Regions from separate parts of the Mus musculus genome. Here region 2 is linked to region 1. A link is a loop called in an ENCODE intact Hi-C map of the cell type or tissue named here. Cell type or tissue: left cerebral cortex. All regions are shown on one strand.

The links. Hi-C counts contacts between places; a loop is a spot of excess contacts. Peaks named below come from ENCODE experiments on the same cell type or tissue, not always from the same donor. Only the 100,000 strongest peaks of a DNase experiment are listed, where the experiment ranks them.
Region 2: a loop joins it to region 1, with 2.8 times the contacts of the local background. A loop is called at or near these places in 1 of 42 quality-filtered maps.

The regions. Positions count from the first base shown.
Region 1 is chr14:122,462,021-122,464,520 of GRCm38, reverse strand. Zic5 (zinc finger protein of the cerebellum 5) reads left to right here. Exons shown (of 2, transcript NM_022987.3): 1 at 1-629. Among named protein-coding and RNA genes, the nearest start is that of Zic5, 2.4 kb to the left of the region's middle. In left cerebral cortex, no CTCF peak of the experiment used is centred here; DNase peaks (open chromatin) are centred at 371 and 1,038; H3K4me3 peaks cover 2,273 bases; H3K27ac peaks cover 1,840 bases.
Region 2 is chr14:122,106,450-122,108,949 of GRCm38, reverse strand. Tm9sf2 (transmembrane 9 superfamily member 2) reads right to left here and starts at 1,868. Exons shown (of 17, transcript NM_080556.3): 1 at 1,515-1,868. The coding sequence starts at 1,682. A330035P11Rik (RIKEN cDNA A330035P11 gene) reads left to right here and starts at 1,976. Exons shown (of 4, transcript NR_015586.3): 1 at 1,976-2,500. In left cerebral cortex, CTCF peaks have their summits at 1,274 and 2,068; a DNase peak (open chromatin) is centred at 1,911; H3K4me3 peaks cover 2,153 bases; H3K27ac peaks cover 1,286 bases.

The DNA of each region.
Region 1 (2,500 bases):
GGCCGAGCTTTACGGCCGCGCCGAACCACCCTTCGCTCCGCGCTCAGGGGACGCGCACTATGGGGCGGTGGCGGCCGCCGCGGCCGCCGCCCTGCACGGCTACGGAGCCGTGAACTTAAACCTGAACCTGGCTGCGGCAGCGGCGGCCGCAGCGGCCGCGGGGCCCGGGCCCCACCTGCAACACCACGCGCCGCCCCCGGCGCCACCGCCGGCGCCCGCGCCGCACCCGCACCACCCCCACCTCCCGGGGGCGGCCGGGGCCTTCCTGCGCTACATGCGGCAGCCAATCAAGCGGGAGCTCATCTGCAAGTGGCTGGACCCAGAGGAGCTGGCCGGTCCGCCGGCGTCCGCGGACAGCGGCGTCAAGCCCTGCTCCAAAACTTTCGGCACCATGCACGAGCTGGTGAACCACGTCACAGTGGAGCACGTGGGCGGCCCGGAACAGAGCAGCCACGTCTGCTTTTGGGAGGACTGTCCGCGCGAGGGCAAGCCCTTCAAGGCCAAGTACAAGCTCATCAACCACATCCGCGTGCACACCGGCGAGAAGCCCTTCCCCTGCCCGTTCCCGGGCTGCGGCAAGGTCTTCGCGCGCTCCGAGAACCTCAAGATCCACAAGCGCACTCATACAGGTGGGTGTCTGTCCCCGGCCGCCGCCGCCACCGCCTCGCCTTCTGTTCGCTTTCATTTTTCCCTCCTTCTGCTACTTCTCCGCAGACGTATGACCCGGACATGTGACTTCTTTTTTTTTCTTCTTCTCCCTCCCCCCCCCTTTTTTTTTCTATGAATAAGTAATTCAATAACACACACGGGCCCCGCGCTGGCCTCCCTTTCGGCGGAGTCTCCAGCGTGCCCGCAGCCCCTCGGCCGGGACCCGCAACGCGCTCCAGCCGCCGCCGCCCTGCCGGGAACAGCAACAGCAGCATCAAGGCACTCAGGACGGTCCGCAGTCCCCACGCCCCGAGCCCCGGGAGGTCCGGAGGGCCTTGGGGAAGGGAACCTTGGCTACCGTCACCCGGTAGCACCTCCCTTCTTCCACGGGACGCGGGCCTTGCTGGACCGCCGCGTTGCCGAGATACAGCGTGGGAGGGGCGCATGGGTTTGGCTATGTTTTGTAGGCTGGTCAGAGCGGCCTCACCCGTGAAGAGAGGTCCTGGGGCCGGTTGAGGAAGGTCTGAGGGAGAGACCTGGGACCCTAGGAAACTCTAGCTTTTCACTCGAGGTCTGACATACACTCTCATACTAATTCATACATTCCTGACCTCGTGCACACACTCGTGTGACACCACGACCTCCCTTGCACATTTGTCCTCACTCAACACTTCATTTACATATCTTCACGCACCGACTCACACACGGTCCACAGGCTTTAGTTACATTGTGTTGGGCACTGGAGAAGTTGGCTTCTGTCTTTTAAAAGAAGGTTCTAGACCCCAGAGAGGGTGCTTTCCCCGGATCTGTAAGACCTCTGTGGAACTTGGGGAGAACTCTTAACTCCATGAGGTTCCTCCTCTTATTCTGCCCCACGTCGGGGATCCGTGGGTCTGGTGAAGGAGGCTGAGGCGTTGGGCCATAGAGGCATGGGCCCTGTTGGTCCTGTAGAACGCGCGATCGCGCCCGGCTAATGTGGAGGGCGAGTGTAGTCGAGATTTATATGATGGGAAATATTACTCCTCGGAGGACACTTAGGTAACCTGAGTTTACATTCAGTAATCACTTGACTGATTTATCGGCGCATCTGGGACTGGAACGCAAAGGCAACCCCCAAGCACAGGCCCTTACACAGGCCACTGGCCTGAGGCCTTTATGAGAGCAGCCTGGTTGAGGTGGTCTTAGCCTACAGCCTTGCTCTTGAAGCCCTAAAACTTAAAGGCTTCCCTCTGACCTGCAGGATCGGCTAGAAGTTTTCCTTACAGGCCTCCCCACCCCACCCCCACCCCGCCCCCTTCCTTTTCCCTAACTCGGATCAGTTCTTAGTTTCTTTACTAAAGGGAAAGTTCCCTGGAGACTCTTTTCGCTTAAAAAAACAAAAACAGACCAGTTGCATGCTCTGTGCTCAATGCTTTCAATACTTTGAGCAAGCACCTAAGGGCAAAGGGAACTTTTAAATACAGTGCAGGGCAGGACGTTTTGGGCCCTCTCCACTTTCCCAGGCCTCTGGAGAAGAATGGACCTTAACCGAGGAGGCTGGTGGCAGCTGACCAAGAAGAATTTGACTGACTTACTCGAATCATGGCTTTTGGGTTTTCACAGGACATGTTGCCCTCTGACCCGATCCGGAACAGCAAGTGGTAGAGGGGACCTCGCGGCAGGATATTTCTTTCTGATTCCAGATAGGGGGGGTGGTTCCATTTCTTGTTCCTGCTCCTACAGGTTGCATGGACCCTTCCAGGTGGAGCTTGTGGGGTGCCCCTCGAGGGGGGTGCTGGCACCTCCGGATTCAGTTCATAGCGTGCCTAGTGTTTGGCTGTCCTGGGACTTTCTGAGCCAGTGGGCATTGTAT
Region 2 (2,500 bases), 360 kb after region 1:
TAAGTCAAACCCTCAAAGGATCAGAAACTTCAAAAGGACACTTAAAGACCTTGTGAGACAACACAAATCACCCACAAATCCACTCACACTTCTCTCTAAAGTCCGTGTCCAGTGTCACATCTCTGCTGCTTCTCCAGAAGACTCTAATCCACAAACATTTCCTCATCTATGCTCTCTAGGTATGTGGACCATACCTTTCGTAACATCAGATTTTATTAATAAGCCTCTGTTCTCCAGTGGCTGATGGAGGAGCCAGGAATGTATTTCTCTAAGAAATTACGAATACAACACACATTCACTGTTCATTTACAGACCAAGTACTTGTTTATAAAGGTTGGCTTCTGAAATATTTAACAGAAAAATTCAGTGTGCCTGTAAGACTGGATCTCACTTTAGGTCAGAACTCTCTAGAAGGAGGCAGAAGTTCCTGCTTTTCCGGGTACCACAGTTAATGGACTGTGTGCCTGGGTGAATCTTACCGATTGGTAGGCATTATTGAACCCTCTACGACTTACGTGTCATAGATACACGTTTGTTTCTTTCTAAAACTGTAGTGACCATGTTAACGCCACACAGGATAGCCCACAAACCTAAAGAGAAGCTGCAAAATGCCATGAAAACTTTAATAGCCTCCCTAATACTCTAAAACAACCTCAAAATTCACAACTGTGGTATAGCTAAGAGTCATAAAATAAACACCAGCTTAAAATTTTAGTAAATAAAAAGTGTAAACGTTTTCTTAACCATTATTTGAAGTATTAAAATTAACGGTTTCTGAGAGGCCCTGGATCCTCCAAATGGTTAAGTTTTAGTAACTTTACGAAATAATGGTGTATTGTGATGCTCTACACCTGATACCTAAAAGCTGCTTTCAGCTGGTAAACTGAAAAACGTGTGGGCGGATGGCCTACGAAACCAACATTTTCAAGGCAGGTTCTTTCTCCCGCTCTCTGCTGCTTTTTAAGTGTTTAAAGCCATCGCGGAGAAACCCATTTGGGGGTCTCTTAAAAATTTTATAGCTTAAAAAAAAATTTAAAGGCCAGGGACTAAACTTAACTACAACTAGTCTTTATTAACGCGGTTTTCAAGGAGGGTTAGAATGCGTCACAATCCACAGGTTAAATGATCAACTAGTATTCTTGAAGTTCGGTATCAAAGTCCTAGAGAGAATAAGCCGTCATGACCAGGAGTTCTAGGAAAGTGCAATAAAACAGTGAGCTACGAAATTAAGTTACTGGAAGTTGTCGCTCGGCTGGGAGCGCCCCGTGTGGGCATCGGGTCACCGCGTACCTGCGTGCAGGCCAGTCCAAGGGCGCTCCGCAAGCCGCCGGGGTCCGGGCAAAGCGCCCCGAGCTGCAGCGACGAGCCCGCGGGGACCACCCGGGGTCCGCAGGCCCCCGTCCCGTCGCGGCTCGAAATGCGACCCCACCCACAGCTACGCCCCTTCCCGCTCCTTGACCCCGCTCCTAGACCCCGCTCCCACCGCGGCGCGCAGCCCGACAGGCCTCCCCCACCTTGCACTCGTTGCTCTTCTCTTCGGCGCAGAAGTTGACCGGCGCCAGGCCGGGCAGGTAGAAGGCGCTTCCCGGGCGCGGGCCTGGGACCGTCCCTAGCAGGAGCAGCGACAGCAGCAGCAACCTGGAGCCTTGCGCTGGCGGCGACGCTGGCGGCCTGGAGCTCATGCCGGCGGCTGTGAGAGGCGAGCGGCCGAGCCGAGGGGGACGGCGAGGAAGGAGGGGTCCGGGGCGCTCGGAGATCACCTCAAGGCCCGAGCGCAGAGAAGGCCGGCCCGCAACGGCTAGTTCCGGTTACGCTAGGAGACACCGCGGGCCCCGCGACAGAAACCGAAGCGGGCCTCCACGGAGCATGCGCGGGGCCGCACGCACATGCTCAGTGCCGGCGCCGCAAGCGCAGCGGGCTCTTTCCGGGCGGGGCGGCCAAGAGATCCGCGTTCCGGGATCTGGGTGACTTCCGCCTGCGCGCTTCCGGCACCCACAGTCGGGTTCCAGGTTCCACCGTGGCGCTCCAGAGCGCCGCGCTTCTCGGGCGCACCTCTTCTCTGCCCTCTGTCACCTCATACCCGTCAGTCCGCTCAGGACTGATGAACCAAGTACTTTCTGATGGAGACCGAGTTGGTCGATGAGGCAGAGCTCAGGGGTTACCTAGTTGGGGCCAGGGTAAGGGAACAAATGGAAAGAGCGGTTCGTAAATCTTTAAACAGCTCTTAGAGGTTATTTGCAAGAATAATTCCTAAGCATCGGAAATGCTGGGACATTCTTGTGTGGGAGAAGTGTGCACACAACAAACATATCTTTCAGAAAGTCGAAATGAGATAGATGAGAGAGGGTAGTAAATATAAAGTAGCAATGGCAGGTTGCAATGAAGATACCGGGGCTTAGTTAAGCAAAGCAGTCGTGTTAAGGAAGACTATTACGGCATTATTACTCTTCGACAAGGTGCATAGCTTTTCCCATTGATAATGGGAAATGGTTATGTCTCT